Linked DNA regions of Homo sapiens: region 1 is linked to region 2. A link is a loop called in an ENCODE intact Hi-C map of the cell type or tissue named here. Cell type or tissue: natural killer cell. All regions are shown on one strand. Links, peaks and the distances in the headings refer to the core of each region. The heading gives the core; the rest is flanking DNA. Region 1 has its middle 99 kb from the start of HNMT. Region 2 has its middle 48 kb from the start of NXPH2.

Region 1 (9,876 bases), core at 1,012-9,011, 960 kb after region 2:
GCATTCTTCTGTACAGAGCTGTACATCAAACTTTTGCTGCTAATGAATATAATTCATCAAGAAGATTTTTAAAAATTTTATATAGTTACATAGACTGCTCTCCTGTTGTGGAAACATCTGCTTAGAACCTCAGAAATTAAGGTATTTAAGCTTTTATTTCTTAAATAGGACTTAATAACAACAGGCAGAATTCATATTTAATTGTGAAGGCTTAATTGTTGTCATTTCTAGTTAACTTCAAATTAAACTTATAAAATACACACCCATGCATGTATGCACACACACACACACACACACAGACACACTTTTTAAAAAACTTGCCAATTCCAATAGTGAGAAACAAATCACAGAACTCTTTTAACATGTCCATGGCTATATTGATTCTTTAAACTTTATGTTTTCATGTACATTTCAATTTGCAGATGGCTATAAAATTGACATAAGTATGATAACATAAAGCAATTTTAGAAAACTTGAGAGCAGCAATTCATTCAGTGGATAAAACAAATATTAATAAAATTTATCTAATTACATTTACTTCTTCTGTATTTCTGACTATAAAACTAGGTAGAGGGGGAAGGTGGAACTTGTTATGGTGGGAGAGCAAAGGACTTTTGAGCCCTCATAAATAAATAATAATAAAATATGAGAATATGGGATATAATTTCGTATCATAGGATACATAATGCAAGTCACACTATCTCATACTATGCATGGTTTAATTTTACCAAAAGAATAAGCCTTATTATTTTTCCCAGTAAGAGTCAGCAAATAACCTGTGGTTATGATTTGTTTTCTTTAAGCATGAGCTACTAAATAACACTTTGCAGTTGAATGACAATTTACACTCCTGTTGTCAACAAAAGACCAAATCCGTATAGAAATGGCATTCTTATTCCATAATGATATATTTATTTGGTGTCATTGGACTTTGATCAATATCATTTTCTCAAAACATAGAACTCCTTTCTCGTGACTAAAAGAACAGCTTATATCAAGTCAAGTCTTCTAGTCCTAGTATCAGAATTTGATTATATGTTCCTGAATTTGTATCTAACTTTCTTCTTCCTTTGTGAAATCAAAATTATCTCTAGAGTGTTTTTAATCAAAAACAGTTACTAAATAAGAGATAATGAATGTGATGTGTTTATCACGCCAACAAGGTTTTATTACATCAAATGTTTGTAACATTTCAATGTGAAAATTTTTTTACACTTATTTGTTATTAAGGTCTCATTATCTGTGAGATAAGTCACAAAAAAACAAAGAGGTGAATGAGTTCAAGAACGCATGGAGGGTTTGTTAGTCTTAGGCACAGGAATGGGCTTTTGCTTAATCTCACAATTGCATGGGTTTAGCTCTTTCTGTCTGTAAACATTAGAAAAGATTTTAGCCACAAGTAAATGAAAACTTGAGTTACAGAAGTTCAAATGAATCAGGGTGTATTTTTCTCAAATTTTTTTTTAAGTCTTGAGTAAAGCAGCTTTAGTGTTGGTTTAACAGCTTGATTGTAGGGTTAATGTCTCTGAGATTCTTTGGGCCTTTCCTTCATCCTCGCTACCCTGTGGTCCAGGATATCTACCCATGTCCAGTTATGTTATTTGCATTCAAAGCCATAGCAAAAGGACAGGGGACCAAGACACTGAGCCTGTTGTCTTTCAAGAAATCAAACGTTTTTCTATTTTAACTTCCCACTGTCCTGTATGGCTACATAGCAGGCAGAAAGGTATTGAGATTTTTCTAGCATCTAAATGCAGAGGTGAGCAAAAGAGAGAAGAATTGAGAATAAATTTTGGATTTGCAAACCCACGGTGCCTACCATAACTGTTGATTCTCAATCTTTTTTGAACAAAAAGCCACACAGTAACTACCTGTTAAAAAGACTCTATAGACTGCCAATTCAGAGGAATGATAGTTTGAATTTGTAATCTCTCTTTACTGAACAGACAGGGTATTATAATTGGTTATATTTCTACCACATATACTGGTTGAATTTATGACATTATCTACATATTTACGTAATTTCTCCCCTCCAGGTCTTTAATCAAACATCACTTTCTCAGTGAGACTTTCTATGGCTATAGAAAACATACACTTATGTATACTTATATATCCACAAAGTGGCTGTTAATTGATTATTTATTGGACTTGGAATTGGTGGGTCAAATCCGTATAGTTTTAAAGATCAAAAGAGACCTGTTCCTCTTATCCCATTTTGTGACATGCAAACTTGACAGTAAGGAAGCCAAATAAACCTACCAAACTAAAAGCTCTTGATACGGAGGCTGTGAAAAGTATGATGTATTTTCTTTGTCAATCACTAGATTTTATTGAAGATCTAAAAGGTCTTAGCACAATATTAGGTACTTGGGATATAATTTAGACATTAGGTATTCTCTATGTCTTCAGGAGATGAACAGTTATTGACTACTTACAACTTGACAAATGGACCACCCCTCAAAAACGTCAGGGGCCTACTTTCTAATATAGAAATTTATACGCCTTGAGTAGGAATACTTTTACTTTCTGCTTGGCTGATATTGCTTTCATAACTCTGAAATTTGACTCATTTTGCTAACATACTTGATGTTAACATTTTAGCCTTATATATTTATAAAAATAATAGTTTGAATTACTGTCCCATAGAAAGAAATGCAAGCAATTTAAAATATGCTTCCCCTCAACTCAAATTTTGTCATTAAAATTCAATGAAGCTTCTTCATGATCCTATAAGTTATCTTAAATACTAACTGCTTACTGCTCTTAGCATCTTGGGAAGAAAACCAATGGGGTATTGCTGAATTTTTTGGAGGCATGCCATTGAAACAATTGTAAAGATATGTTCAAACAAGGGCCTCCAAGGTCAGGTCTATGCTTATTTTATAAATTTGTTTCAATGATCATAGTCTGCTCTCTGGGTCATATAATTGATTAAAAGATTGTCTCCCATCTGGCCTATGTACCTGGTAGGCTGCCACCAACTAAATTGATATCCCATAATGAAATCCATACCATTTTAGGATCACTATAGTTAACCATAATGTATGATATAGTTTCAAATAGCTAGGAGGAGGATATTGAACGTTCCCAACACAAATAAATGATAAAGCTTTGAGATAACAGATATGCTAATTACCCTCATCTAATCACTATATATTATAGGTATCCAAACATTACTATGTACCCCATGAATATGTATGAATATGGCAATTATTATTCGTCAATTAAAAAAATACAATTAGGCCAAAAAAATTTAAAAAAATTTTTTTTTAAAGAAATGGTAAGTTTTAATTGTGAGCCAGTCTATATTCTAATACATTAAGGGATCCTTTTAGAGAGTGTTGGGTGGTCAGATGAGCTAGTATTGTACAGGCTCACATAAATTGGCATGTATTTCATAGCTTCATGCTTGTGTTGGACCTATTTTCAGGGTGGTTTTTCACAGCGCTACTGTAATTAGCATGCAAAGAACATAAAATCTCTTTATAGTGAAGTTTTAGTTCAGTCAGTTAGATTAGTCTCAGCCCCAAGAGTAAGAGATTCTTTTGAAGACCAGTCATCTTTAAAAAGAGATAGAAAACAAACCCAGGGGAGAAACCCAAGTGTTCAGCCTAGGTGATAAACCTTTCTCATAGACAGATATAGCACACATACACACATTTGCAGGCATTTCATGGCATACAAGAAAGTGTCTCTGTAATTCATGGTAAACCTTTCTCATAGATAGATATAGCACAGATACACACATTTGTAGGAATTTCATGGCACATAAGAAAGTGTTTCTGTAATTCACGGATTAGCATGAAACAATTAGTAAAATAAAGATAATATCAAAACATAAAAATTAAGTTCATTATGTATATTTAGAGTACATAGACATACACAGATCTCAACATTGAATAACCACATGGAGATAAAAGAACTTTTTACAATTTGCGTATCACCTTTACTTCCAGGAGACAACTCATTTGCTCTTACGTTAACATATGACAAAGCCTGATGTCCAAGAGGAGGAAGGCTATAAAGACTTTTGCCTATTTACTCTCATCATCATTGTCACTACACTATAAATGGACTGACATTGAATATCAATTAGAGTTTCAATTTCATTAGTTACTTGTAAATATCATACATCATTTGTTAAACATATTTATCTTCATGTAAATATGTAACAAGTGATGTATAGTATATTTAATATTTGGGATAAAGTATTAACAAATTATTTTACTAACTTTATAAACAGATTACAGAATACTTTTGTGGAATATTCTCTAGGTGCCATTGATTATGCAGACCAAGTTAACATTATTAATAACACCAGATAAATTGTACTGAGTTCAGATAACTTCAGACACAGAAGAGCTGGGAGCATTGTACAATTTCCATCTTCTATAAGGCTGCTATGTCTATGAATGCAATTTTTTAAAATGTGTTAGGTGAAACCTTGAGAATCAAAAATAACTATAGTCACAGTAAAAATCCCAACATTACACTGTGATTGAAAGGCAGAAACTGAATTTTATGAAAACGTGCAATTCAATTAATGTAAGGTTAAGGAATTAATTGGTTCAACTCCATGTATTTAGTCAGAATGAGGCCCAGTGGTTTGTCTGTATGAGCTAAATCCATAACTGGTTTGGGCTGTAGTTTGGCACCACCTGGTGGCTGTTGCCCATTTTGAGTTAAATCCTAAGGGGGATGATTTGAGGTCTTGTGGATGGGTAGACCTTGACCCTCAATGTTTCCCTATCGGACCTCATTTCTTTGGACTCTCTGTCCACTCTTTCCCACCTCCATAAATACCTAGAACTATCAACTTCTCTGACACTTGATGAGGAATAGAATTCCATTATCAACTGTATTATATACAATTTATGTTATCAATTGTGGCATGCTGACATGAGTTTTAATATTTGAGAGTTTCAAATTAATAGTCAGTTTTACTAAAGGATTAATTTTCCTTAGACCTTTTAGTTCATCTATGTTTTATTAACTTATAAGTAATATTTAGATAAAAATGAGAGTAGTTTATTTCATCTTATTTAAAATTAATGGTTAACCCAAGTTAAGCAGTTAATGTTTCCTAACCAGTAGTTCCTGCTTACAAACTTAGTGAAGTACATTCTCTTAAACACACTAAACTAAATTTTATAAATTAAATATACATATATTTAAACATGATATGAAATGTTATTAATCTAATAAATAAATTGACATAAGCCAGGAACTGAGTTCCCATAAATATTACAGTTCAATTTACAAAAACATCCTATTTACTCACAGCTAAAAACAACAAAGCTAATATATCAAATTCTTTTTATTATTACCAGTATTTAAATAAAATACACAGATTGCAAATTTAACATAAAATATTAATACTTTAGGATTGATTAACTATTTTATTTACACATATTTCCTTGCCAGTCCACTGCTCCAGAGAGTTCTCCATGAAGTAATCATTTAAGTCTTCTCAACAATGGCTCAATTGACTGATGTGACTAGGTTAGAATATGGAGGTCAAGTATACTTATCAGTTTGAGCTTGAAATAGGGACACAAATTCTACCAGAATGATTTTCACAAAGTCTTTCTTATAATCCCTATGCCTCTATGCCTTTCACCGAGAATTTGGCTTTGCATTCTCTCTCCCCATCCAATGCTCTGTAACCTCTTTTAAGTTTTAAGCATGATTTTGGCTGATGCAATTTTGCCCTCAACCCTAGGTTATTGAATTTCCCCCAATATCTGTCTCGCTAGCAGCAGCTCTATTGTCATGCAAGTGATATGCTATGGACTCTGGCAGCCTTTTCATGCTTTTCTTGCTCTTCACTGGCCACAGATGTGTGGGACTGACAACCTCACTGAATACATATTTAAAGAATGACTTTTGAACGAATCTAAGGAGAACATATTATCTATTTGATAGATAGTTCAAAATACATTCATTTAGTATTTTGCTTCAACATGATTCACTTTGAGACTGAGACTGTTACTCCCATACACCCAAATTTATCTAACAATACATATGGACATCAATAAATTGTTGTAAGTTGAGAGCCCTGAATGCCAAATGTTATGAAGAAACTAGAAAAGACATCTCTCCTCACTCTCACACCCCACACAATCAGATGTCTCCAACTTGAGACTTAATTGCAATGTCACAAAGGCAGTTATATATTTCCTAGTGAGGAACGCATTACTTTCTTACACCCTATAGCCAAGCTATTGGTATAACCAGGTTATCGTTCCTCCAAAGAAGTGAGACTGATGTCCTAAGTCCTCTTATCTCCCCCAGAAGGAATTGCAGAATAATGGTGTCTATGACAATGTATTTTTAATTATTTGGGATATAAAGAAATATTTGTTAATTTACATTTTATAAATATATATGTATATATACCTACATCAAAAAAATCCATCAAACAAAATTTTTAGGCAAAGAGTAAGTCATATATTCTTGCTTAAGGCAGATTGTCAAGGAATACAGCAAAGTTGGAAATATTTGCCTTACAAACAATGAAGCCATAGTTTCTTAAACCATACTTATTCCATAAGAATAAAAAAGTCATGGCAGACATCAGATCCCATTTGAGTTTCTGCTGAGGGATTATAAAATCAATGCTGACATTAACAGATCTTCATTCATCTGTATGCTGCCATTTAAGGTACTATTGAGGAAAAAACCGAAAGCAGAAAATAAGAATATCCTGTGAAAGCTTATCTATGCTCTGATTATCTTTGTAAAAACTCCCTTTCATTGACTGCAGCTAAAGTAACATGAACAAAGAAAAATTACCCCAACTTTGAAAGACAAATTAATCTTCTGAGACAGTATTGGTTAATGTCATTGTTAAAAATAACCAATCAGCCAGTTCTAGACAACTGGTGAAGACAGCAGTAATGTTACCAGTTGCAAACTTAAAATCAGAAAGTAACATGTCCTTAAAAACAACTGTATTAAGCAAGTAAATATGTTTATTTGCAAAATCGGGAAATATAGAAAAGAAAAAAAAGTTAGGTTACTTAGTACTATTGCACAGAAAGAACTCCTATTAACCATTTGGTGTAGGCTTATATGGGCACCCTTTCTTACATAGAGAGGTTTAATTGACTCACAGTTCCACGTGGCTGGGGAGGCCTCAGGAAACTTACAATCATGGCAGAAGGCAAAGGGAAAGCAAAGACCCTCACATGGTAGCAGGAAAGAGGGAGCTAGCAAGAGCAGGGAAAACTGCCTTATAAAACCATTAGATCTCATGAGAACTCATTCACTATCATAAGAACAGCATGAGGGAAACCACCCCATGATCCAATCACTTCCCACCTGATCACTCCCTCAATGCATGGAGATTATAGAGATTACAATTGAGAAGAGATTTGGGTGGAGACACAGCTCAGCCGTATCAAAGGGAAATCAAAGCAGGGTAATTAATTAAAAGTCTACCTATAGGTCAAATATCCCAGTTTTCTCTCCACATCCCCTTTCCAAATGCTTGTAATGCAGCATTTATTCCCAGGAAAAATTAACAGGGCTCTTTTTGACAGAGATAAAATTACCTGTTTGGGAATTATGATTCCTAGGATAGATGTTGGCACTCTACTCTTTCTGGCATGTGCATTCCACTCAGCTTATAGTTTTGTCTCCATCCTCTCACCCTAAAGTTAAGCATTTTATATCTATTTAGCCTCTCTGATTTTCCTTCAGTGTATAGGTAAAACTCCTTAGTCAGGCGAGACTCACAACTACAGTTTGAACGTCTGTCCCTCACAAAGCTCATGTTGAAATTTTGTCCTGAATGTTGGATGTGGGGCCTAGTCATGAAAGGTTTGGTGCAACCCTTACAGGAATGAGTGAGTTCTCACTCTATTAGTTTCTGTGAGAGCTGGTTGTTAAAAAGAGTCTGGTACCTCCCTCCTCTTTCTTTTGCATCTTCTCTCAGCATGTGATCTCTGTTCACACTGGCTCCTTTTTGCCTTCCGTCATGATTGAAAGCAGTCTGAGGCTCTCACTAAAAGCAGATGCTGGTGTCATGCTTCTTTTCCAGCCTGCAGAAACAAGAGCTAAATAAAACTCTTTAATTAATAAGTTATTCAGTCTTGGGTATTCTTTTACAGCAATACAAAACAGACTAAGACACTCACATATTCAAAAGAAGAAGAAACCACAGCAATTTCCTAGAAAAGTTAACCCAGAAGCACGGCATGTTTTATATATGAAGTTGACTAAGATCTTGAAATAATAGGATACAGCACACTTTTAAGTTCAATATGCATTACTAACATTCTATCTCTTTCTTGTGTCTAGATAATCAATAAAACATGAAAGAAAGCCCTGATTTGTAGTGTTTGCCAACTTCTGTGATGTAAGTACTTCCACCCTTGGAGATTTCAAATGATCATTATGACATCTTTGAATACAGAATTGGGAAGAAATGCACAGAAGTACATCATTATATTGTATTCACAATATAGAAAGAATAGGAGTAAATAACTTCAAGATCATCAATAATAAAATGTAGTAAAATGATTAACAAGTAATGAATATCTTTTTTTCTAATGCATTTTATTTAATTTTAAGTGCATGTAATATGATGTTTAATAATGACCATATTTAGCAACTGGCTCAAACAATTTCTGATAATTTAACAATGAGCTTTTGGGAAATAAGCCAGTTTCCCCACACGACTGCACATTAGAGATTTCACTCTTGCTGGTAGCTCTTTCAGAAATATTCTCTTACCACCACTTTGAATACCTTGTTTAACTCTCATTTCCTCTTTATATATTCATTTTAACTGTTTATTAACCACCCCATTGATAGACGTTAGCTTTTTTAAAATTTATTTTTTAATTAACAAAAATTATATTAGCAAAAACCGTGATTACTTTTTCATCAACCTGATACATATTTATCATATTTTTATATATGTATACATTGTGGAATGGCTAACTAAAGCTAATTAACATATACATTACCTCACGAACTTATTTATTTGTGATGAAAACACTTAAAATCTACTTTCTTAGCCGTTTTCAATTGTACAATATATTGTTACTAACTCTAGTCACCATGTTGTACAACAGATCTCTTGAACTAATTTCTTCTATCTAATTGAAATACCGTATCTTTTGATCAACATCTTCCCAATCCCCCCAACCTTCACCTTTTTGCCAACCCCTGGTAACCACTATTCTGCCTTCTACTTCTATGAGTTGGTCATTTTTAGATTCCACGTCTGTGTAAGATAATGCAGTACTGACTTGTCTTTTTGTGCCCGGCTCATATCACTTAGCATAACATCCTCTAGGTTCATCCATGTTATCACAAATGACAGGATTTCCTTAAGAATGAATGATAATCTATTGAATATATAATATATACCACATTTTCTTTATTCATTTGTCCATTTATGGATGCTTAGGTAACTTTCATATCTTGGCTTTTGTGAATAATGTTGCAATGAACATAGGAACGCTGATTGTATTTCCTTTGGATATATATCCAGTGGTAGGATTGCTGCATCACACTGTAGTTCTATTTTTAACTTTTGGAGAAATCTCCATACAATTCCCATCTCATAATGAAGCCCTTTCTCATCACATTATTTAACACTGCAGCATATCCCCATCCCTTCCCTTGCACACTCCTTTCTACTTAATGTGCTCATTATCTCTATACAGTTTCTCACCTAAGATATACTATGCTATTTCAGTTATTTGTTCATTCATTCATTAGTTTAAGTTTATTTATATTTTAACTCCCCATTTAAAATATAAGCTCAATAGAAAAAGAAATCTTTGTCCTTTTCAGTATTGTGGCTAAAACAGAGATTCCGCAATTTCAACTCATGTTACTTCTTCAGTGAATTTTTTAAAA
Region 2 (9,876 bases), core at 903-8,902:
GAGACTAAATTTGAATTACCTGTGAATCATATTCAGAATTTAAGAAATATTAATGCATTCTACACTTGTAGCTTTGAAGTCTTGAGAAGATCAAAGAGACTGTTCAGCTGTGAAAACCTTCTTAAGAGCTTTCTAAAACTTTACACATCATACGCATTTCACATATAAGACAAGATTTAGGAGAATTTAGGTCACAGTGGTATAAATGTCAACTCATTTGCTTATAATATAAATAATGTAAATGTTCTTCTATAACAGCTATGATCAAATTCTGCTTTTTGATAAAATACAGAAGCAGATGGTCTGCTCAGGATGATTAAAGCTAAGTAAAGTATTTTAATATGACTAATTTAGGGAAAGAAGGAAGGAAGGAGGGAGGGTAGGTGGAAAGTTGAGAGGAAGGAAAGAAAAAGAAAAAGTTCTATTTAAATAATGATATTTATAGTTAGAAGAGCTAGTAATGATCTGGCCCAACAGATTTATTTTTTCAAGTGGGGAAACTGAGGCCTAGAGTTTAGAAGTAACTTGCCACTTTTTTTGTTTCTCTTTGCTATTAGTATACCACTTGTCTCATTATATATCCTAAATATATGGTATGATGTCCAAAACAATCAACCTGTCATCTACAATATTTAAAGAAAAAGCAGACTTTCTTAATCTAACTAGAATCCCAGGTTAAAGTATTTTCATTCTAGAAAAAAAAAAATTGGTACACAGTCACACATTGCTTAATGATGGAGATACATTCTGAGAACTGCATCATTAGGTGACTTTGTCATTGTGTGAACATCATGGAGTGTACATACACAAACCTAGATGGTATAGCCTAACACACATGTAGGCTAAATTGCTCCTAGGCTACAAACCTGTACAGCATGTTACTGTACAATTACTGTAGTCAATTGTAACACAATGGTAAGGATTTGTGTGTCTAAACTTATCTAAACATAGAAAAGATCAGTAAAAATGCAGTACAAAAGATTTTTTTAAATGGTATACCTGCATGACCTTTATTATGGATGGAGCTTGCAGAGCTGGAAGTTCCTCTGGGTGAGTCAGTAAGTAAGTACTGAGTGAATGTAAATGCCTAGAATATTACTGTATACTACTGAGGACTTTATAAATAGTGCACACAAGTTGCACCAGGCTTACCGTTTTTAAATTTCTTTCTTCAATAACAAATTAATCTTAGTTCCCTGTAAGTTTTTTACTTTATGCACTTTTTAATTGTTTTATCTTTTTGATTCTTTTGAAGTAATGCTCACATCAAGTAGAAGAGAAAATTATGCAATCAACAAATGTAGTAAACACAAGATGTATGGGCTTCTGCTGGTGTAACCGGGCATACTGCTCTACAGTAAACATTTTTTATAGGTAGAAGGAGTACATTGTAAAATAACAATTAAAAGTATAGTATAATAAATATGTAAAACAGTAGCACAGTCATTCATTGTCATTATCAAGTAGTATGTACTGTACATAATTGCATGTACTATAATTTTATATGAGTGGCAATGCAGTAGGTTTGTTTACACCAGCATCACCACAAACACGTGAGCAATCACCACCAACATGTGAGTAATGCATTGCTTCATATATGCAATAGAAATTTTTCAGCTTCATTATAACCCTATGGGACCACTGTTGTATGTGGTCCATCAATGACTAAAACACTGTGGAACAGCATGTAACTGTACTTAATAAACAAGGGAAAATAACAAACCTAAACTCAATCTCTAGATCTCTAACGAACATAAAAGTGGGAAATGTGTATTTACCCAAATATGTTGAACAAAAACCACGGATATAGACTGCATGCTTCCTTCAACCAGAGTTCAAGAAGAGAGGGTAAATTAATAGAAAGTAAGTAGGCTTTGGAGTTAAAACAAAATAATAATGATAATTAAATTTGAATTCCACATCTAATCCTTAATGATTATGTGTTATGGGGCAAGAAACATAACTAAACTGTCTTCATTTTCTGTCATTCTTAAAAGGAGTATAATAATGCCCATGTTATGCAGTTGTAGTAAAGATTATAGGAACTTACACATTTAAAAGTCTTAGTACAAAGCCTGGCACATAAAACAGCCTAGGGCTGTTTCTATCTAACTAAATCTAGAAATCAAGGTTCAGAGTACCTTCTCCCTTGCGCATTGCACACCCCTGACACATCCCATACACTGCACTTATATGATCCACTGCAGTGAGTTTCATTGGCATTAAAATTTTTCCTGCTAGTGATTCATTATGACATCCATATTATAGCTCATTTTGCATTAATCATAATTTAAAGAAGGTTTTTTTCTTTTACCTAATGTCAGATATGCTTTTTATCTCACATCAACGGACTGTTCTAGGCCTAAGTTCCTCCCATCTAATGTTCCTTGAACTAGGCCAACCTGTCTGTGTTCTTGGCCAGGCATTTGCTATCTTGATCATATCAGACTTGGATAATAACAGGATTTTCAGTAGCAGAGTTTCCAGGAACAAGCACCTCAAACAATGCTTATAAAAGCCCAACTGTCTATTACAGGAGTAAGTAAAGCAGTTCAATTTGATAGTTGTCTTTGGTTGTCCACTGAGCAGGAAAAACATAAACGTACAGGTCCTAATGAGGGAATTGCTAGCCCTTGCTACAATATTGGAAAAGAAGACAGCAATGGGAGACCACACTCCAATAATCTAAACTGCATTGGAGAAACAACTATCTGGTAAACTAAGATTTAGTAAACAATGACCTTGTAACATTTTTTACAAATGGGATTATTTCATTCCTCAGAAAAGCAAAACAAAACAAAACCAAAATGAGTGAACACGCACAAACGCTATGAAACACTATTCTGCTCTGCCTGCACTCTTAGTTCTTTTTCTTCTCTTAGGCAATGTTTTCAGTGCAAATTCACAAAATCATAGCCTAACCACTTCTTAACTTCAGACTTTAACGTGGTCCTAGCTATCTGGTGTTCTTTAAGCTTTGGAAACTTAGAGAATAGCACCACATCAATAGGCTCAAGTGTGTTACCTGTAGGGGACTTGACAGGTCAAAAAGCGATGGCTGTATAAGTAGAAAAGTTTATTTAGAGAGCAACTTCATTTTGTTTTTCCTGCCAGAGAGTCAGAAAGCAACCCAACCAGCTCACTTCAGTAAAACCTGAAAATCAAATGGGAAACCAGACAAATACAAGAATGCACTTTTAAACAGTCTGAGAGTTTCTGGACCTATTTTACATGAGGTTTCAAATGCCCACACCATGCTATTCAGAAGCAAAGGTAAACATTGCTCTACAACCACAATTGATGTCCTCTCAGTTCTCCAGTGGCAGTGCTTGCAGAAGCTGAGTGAGAGTGACACACAGACTCAGCCTGATCATCAGCCTTGAAGCAGTGACCTGGGCATGTCCCCAGCAGAGGGCCCCCTGCCCTAACTAATAAGACCGGGCTCCAGTAGCGGGATGAAGCATTAGCAGGTTATCACACTGAAAATGATGGGTAATTGCACTGGTTTTAACATATGGAATTGTGTCTTTTCAGTGAAAAGTGGATTTTCAGAGGGACTCTGAATGCTGCTTCAAATGACATCACTTCTTTTTTTCTTTTTCTTTTTCTTTTTTTTTTTTTTTTTTTGAGACAGAGTTTTGCTGTTGTGCCCAGGCTGGAGTGCAATGGTGAGATCTCGGCTCACTGCAACCTCTGCCTCCTGGGTTCAAGCTATTCTCCTACCTCAGCCTCCAGAGTAGCTGAGATTACAGGCGCACCACCACGCCCGGCTAATGTTTTCTATTTTTAGTAGAGACGGGGTTTCACCATGTTGGCTAGACCGGCCTCGAACTCCTGACCTCAGGTGATCCACCCGCCTCGGCCTCGACATCACTCCTTAAATGGCAAAGATTCCTTATGATGGATGGATGGACCCAGTGGCACCTTAGACAAGTGAAGGTGCACATAGTTCTTAGTGGAATCTGACAGCAACCTAACGCTGATTTGTCAACTGAGGCTGAGATATTATGGTATTGATCAGAGGGAATAGTGTCTGCTTAATGACATTGAAAACCAAATTACTTGGAGAATGGGATGCTTTAGTTCTTTGGACTTTTGTTTATCTGAGAAACCCTGATACTTCAACCCTTATGATCAGAATTCTTTGAACTTGAAAGAGCCCACTTTCCATCTGGGCTCCATTAGGAGTATGCTGAATATAACTAAATTAGACAATTTGGATTTGGCACAGATACTCGAATTGTCAGTAGTTGTGGATGAGGAAGTTACGAGGGATTGAAGCTGAGAAATACTGACCCCAGGACATACACCAAAAGGCCATTAATTCATTAAGCAAATAATTATTGAATATCTCTTCTCTGCCAGACATGGAGAACAGATATGTTTGAGGAGAGAAGGGGAGGAATTGACTAAATATTACACAAATAAATATTTAATCACGGACAGCTGTGTTCAATGTTATAAAGGCAGAGAGCAACAAGTGAAGTAAAGCAGGGAGCTTGGCGTCTGCCAGCAGTTGGAGAAGGCTTCCTTGGGGAGCTGACATTTAACCTAAAGCCAAGGAAGAGAAATAGCAGTTACAATTACTTTTATAGCAAGATTTCTGAATGTTTAACTTTTTATAATTTGATACCATTTCAAATATATTTAAAAATTGAAATTCTGGCTACATTGCTTTTCAGTTATTTGAGGTTTGAGCCTAAAAACACAAGGATCCCCAAAATGCTTAACACTTTTGGCGTTTTGGATTTGGAAAATATTTTTAAGTCCTTTGTTCTGAAATCTCTGTAGATTCAAGAGATAAAATAAATCTTGATTTATAGCAAGCACAGTCTTTTTGGAGCCATTCTTGGGGATTACAAATGCCATTTTATCTCAGAAGTTCCCTTTTCCTGTGATCTTTGTCTATGGAATCCTGGGAGAATTGTTCCCTATTGCCTTTCTTAGTTATAAATTGGCTTTAGCCAAGAAGAAAATTGCACATCTTCAGGAGATAATGCTCAACCCCTGTCTGATTCGATACTACAGCAGGTATTTGATTTCAATCCAAAATTTTTAACAGCAAGTATAGTAAATGTTGAAAAGAAAATGAAAACATAGCATAACTTCATTACTTTTATTTACAGTCATTTTGGTTTTGAAATAATCTTCTCTGGCTTCCTTCTTCAGTGTACAAGCATCTATCATGTTTTGAGTTTTTTTCTGTTTGTCTAGGTCTCTTAAATTCTACTTAAAAGTATTTTCTAGTAACTACACAGGAAAAGCATCTTCTCTAGAATTCCAGAAGATGGCAGCATAGAGCTACTGTTCCAGTCAACATGCCGCTTCATTTCTGATGAGCATAGTGAACAGTGATAAAGAGTGGTGAGTCCCTGATACAGGAGTTGAGCTGGGTGTGTAAGCCAAGTCCAACCCAAGTGATAAATACATCTCTAAACATTCCTGTGCATCTGCCAATGGGCGCTGAGAGTGAAAACTATAATATTACAAATAGCAAATAAAAGGAAAACATACTTCTTTCATGCTGGCTGGTTCATTTGGAAAGCTGTAAACGCTGGAAACTTACAAATTCGAATACTCTTTACTGGTTAGTAGGGGAAAGAAACTAGATTTAAATAAACTAAATCTGGGGGAAGTGCTTGGGGGAAGAGCTTAGGCTTAAACACTTCCCACAGATCAATTTGTTACCAGTAGCGATATTAAACATACCTAACAGATGGTAGGATGCAGGGCTTCCAGCCATCACAAAGTTGGCTGACCAGTCAGCACAGGAGACAGAGCTTCACCCCCTTACCACACTTTGGGGGTGGAATCTCATCAATTTTCCTTGAAGTAGCAAGAGCCCTGGAGTCTCATTGCTAGGAGGTCTGGAGGCCACTTCCTTCCCCTTCTCTGATGCCGTCTTTTTTGGCCCTCAATTTTCTCGCTTGTAAAATAGCAATAATAGGCCCTTCTCAGCTTCCTTTATAGGGCTGTGGTGGGGATCAAAGGAAGATAAGAACATCTCACCAGGTATCAAGTGATTAGCTGAGGCAGCAGAACTTGGTGACCTGACGGTGGGTTTTGCAGCCACCAAAGAGGGCTTGAATCCACTCCACACCATTAACTGTTTAACTTTGTACAAATTGCTCAAGCTCGCTAAGCCTTGATTACTGCACTGTCACATAGTTCTGATGATAAGAATTAACTTATAAGACTAGAAGATATTTAGTCTGCTTTCTCTCCTCAACAAATTTTAGCTGTTATTTATTAAGAAACATTTTGTTCATGAATTGTTTTTCAAATTTAATTTTCTATCTTATCCAGCAGACATGGAAAATCTATATTTAGCTGAATGGTTCTCTACTGTCACTTACCAGGAGAGGAAAGGTTCTGGAAACATGCATACATATAGGGAGTCAGGAAGAGAGACCAGACGGGGGAGTTTAGGGCTCAGATCAGACAGGTAGAGACTAGCTAGAGGCCCAGGAGAGCAGGAAGGGAGCAGGCATATGGCCAGTATGGAGAGGGCTCAGCTGGGCTGCAAGAGAAAATGAGAAGCTCACCACTTGTCAGAGATCCAAAGTTAGACTCTTAGCACCCATGTCTGGGAATGCAATGGCAATCTGAACAGAAGATGAAAAGTCCTGAAAAAAAAAAAAAACGGATCTATAGTGTTTAAGGCTCAGCAAGGAACAAATAATATTTTTAAATGTCCTAGATGGGCCAGGTGCAGTGGCTCATGCCTGCAATCCTAGCACTTTGGGAAGTGGAGGCAGGGGAGTGGCTTCAGCCCAGGAGTTCAAGATCAGCCTGGGCAACAATAGCAAGATCCCATTTCTACAATCAATCAATCAATAAAATTCTTAGGGAAAGGAAAGTAAAACCAGAAGTTTTCTTGGTGAATGCAGTAAAATGGAGCTAGAAAGGGGTCTGAAGATGGTCCAGGGTCTGCAGGCACTCCCAGGCCCCAGCACTGCCCTTTCCTGAGGGACAGTTGACCTCAGCAGCGTTCTTGTATGGGCCAGCAAGTGCACGGGAAGGCTGGAGGGAGGAAGGCTTTCCCCTTGCTTGCACCGCCACGGCAGTTGGTTAATAAAGCTCACCATACTAGAGGAGCTTTATAACAAACAGCTTGTTGTTCCTGTCCATCTTTTTCTCTGATGCTGTCAAACACTGTTTCCTACCTTTGGTCTCTGGTAAATGGTTGCTAACAATTTGGGAGTACTTATGAAACACTTTCCATAAGTGTTTAACCCTCACAACAACTCTATAGAGATTTATCAACCCCATTTCGTTCACAAAGAAAATGAGATACAGATCATCTAAATAACTTGCCCAATGCATGATATTTAGTAAATAGTGAACGAAGATGTGAACCCACAGAAAGACTGGTTCGGGAGCCCATGTTTCTAACTACACCAAGATGCAGGCAACAGCAAAGCTGCCCTATGGATAAGTGAAGTGGAAAGTGGGAATGGAAATGAAATAAGCGCTTTAAAATCCCTACTTCCACTCCCATCAACAGTCTACTGTACATTATTCCCTGAAAATAGCAATGCTATTAATCCTATCCTTGGATTAAATAAATTAACAAACAAGATTATTCATCACATTAAAAACCTAAATGTTGGTATACATGCTGTTCATTCAAAGTAAACATGTCTAGTATATGGAATCGTTCTTTTCCTCGTGACCTTTTGTTTAATTATATTGCAGAATGACCAAAAGATAGGAGTACAATAGTGATTCTCTATGTTAATCATTTTGTACAACACACTCTTAAACAACCATGAATATGGTTTTACATCTTTGTTTTTTCCAATTTTTTTCTAATTAAATTTATTAAACTTTAATTTTTCCTGTTAACTCTATTTGATTGGCAACCTCTGAGTTTCCTGTACCTGGATGTTATTGTCTTTTCCCAGATTTGGGAAATTTTTAGCCATTATTTCTTTAAGCTTACTAGTTTTTTTCTCTCTCTTTTTCAGAAAATTTTATTATATGAAGGTTTCTTATTAACTAGTTCAGTTATTATAGTCTATAACTAGTTCAGTTATTATAGTCTGTTTCTGGGCTTTCTTTATTTAATGTTTCTTTTTTTGTCAAACTTCTCATTTTGTTCATGAATTGTTTTTCAAATTTAATCTTCTATCTATATTTGTAATTTCCCAGGAGTTTTAAAGGGGATTATTCTGAATTCTTTGCCAGTCATTTTATAATTCTCCTTTTTGTCTAGGTTTATTACTTGAGTTTTATTCATTGTGCTATTGTTTTGGAGTTTTGGGGGGTAGGGTTATATTTCCCTGATTCTTCATATTCTTTGTATCCTTGCATTGATGCTTGCAGATTTGAAGGCCAACTCTTCCAGCCTTTGTATGTGCTCTTTGGTGGTGTTAGATTTTTTTTTTTTTTTTTTTTGAGACAGAGTTTTCGCTCTTGTTGCCCGGGCTGGAATGCAGTGGTGTGATCTCGGCTCACTGCAACCTCCACCCACTGGGCGCCTGGCTAATTTTTTTTGTATTTTAGGTAGAGACAGGGTTTCACTATATTGGCCAGGCTGGTCTTGAACTCCTGACATCAGGTGATTCGCCTACCTTGGCCTCCCAAAGTGTTGGGATTACAGGCGTGAGCCACCGCACCCAGCCTGATGGTGTTAGATCTTTACTATTTGATACTGGAATTTAATCGCTGACCTGCAGTTATTTCTCAATCTCAGGAAGGCTTAATGTGAGCCTCAGAATGTAATTACCGTACCAGAACTTAATCTCTGATCCCCATTTGCTTTCTGTTCTGGGGATAACTGTAAATACTGGAACTTCATTGCTGCACCTGAACTTAGCTGTTGACTTGCAGTTGTTTCAAGATCTGGGGAAGATTTAATGTAAGCACTAGAACTTAATTCAGGCCTGTAGTGTATGCTAGGTCTGGGAAAGTCTCTACAAAAGCACCCCAGCTATGTGGGAAAGGTGGCTAGGAACTCAGTCCTGGAAGATCTGTGGACCTGTGGACCACTGGCTGCTTTCTATGGTGTGGTGCCTCAGCAGACTGCACTGAAGAGGAGCTACCAAGATCTGTGTGCTGATGGCTGTGAGCCCCACCCCTATTCTTTGTCTCCAATTGACTCCAGGTAATTCAATCCGGCCACCACTCCGTGCTTCCCTTGAAATGAGATAGGAGTGGGCCTGCTGCAAAGGTTCCTAGATTGGCAGGGAAGCCAAATGTTCACCTTTAGTTCCCCTTTCCCACTGTAGAAACTGTGGCTCCAGGTGCATTCTTTGCGTGTGGTGCTCTGCCAGCTTGGGGAATGGGTTATCGTAGTGGAAGAGGTCTGTGCCTCCTACCATTAATCAGATGGTGGCTTTTCTCAGTTTTGTGGCCCAAGGGGGGTGTCTCTGCCTCTCTTCCAGCTTCTGGATTATTCAGGATGGCATGCTTGTCTGTGGATATTTACTAGTGGCACTTCTGTTGGGGAGAACGAAACTTATTCTACCATCTTGCTGAAATCACTCCTAATGATTTTATACATATTGAGATACACATTTAAACCTAATAATAAAACCTAGTAATAAACCTAATAATAAAAACCTAATAATAAAGCCTAATAATAAAAAATGGGCACTTATATTTTGTATGTCTTACATATTTGTTTATTTTACAAAAGTGTGCATCTCTAATGAATTAGTCACAGATCGTTAGAGAAACAATGCTGTTAGATGTACAAAGGTGAGTTGGACCAAGAATTTTTCTGCAAGAGTCTAACAATCTATCAAGATAAAATTCATTTGCATATAAGCAAAACCAAAATGCTTGTGTTGTAACCAAAATGAATTTCAATATCATTTTCTGGTACAAAATGGCTGGTGTATTTTAGCTACTATCTGCATTACAGGGAGC

What was found. Hi-C counts contacts between places; a loop is a spot of excess contacts. Peaks named below come from ENCODE experiments on the same cell type or tissue, not always from the same donor. Only the 100,000 strongest peaks of a DNase experiment are listed, where the experiment ranks them.
Region 1: it touches region 2 in a loop (30-fold over the local background); 28 of 110 quality-filtered maps call a loop at or near these places.

What each region holds. Positions count from the first base shown.
Region 1 is chr2:137,860,928-137,870,803 of GRCh38, reverse strand. No RefSeq gene overlaps it. Among named protein-coding and RNA genes, the nearest start is that of HNMT, 99 kb to the left of the region's middle. In natural killer cell, for the core only: no CTCF peak of the experiment used is centred there; a DNase peak (open chromatin) is centred at 4,653.
Region 2 is chr2:138,823,051-138,832,926 of GRCh38, reverse strand. No RefSeq gene overlaps it. Among named protein-coding and RNA genes, the nearest start is that of NXPH2, 48 kb to the right of the region's middle. In natural killer cell, for the core only: CTCF peaks have their summits at 5,068 and 5,267 (motif pointing right); DNase peaks (open chromatin) are centred at 3,416 and 5,306.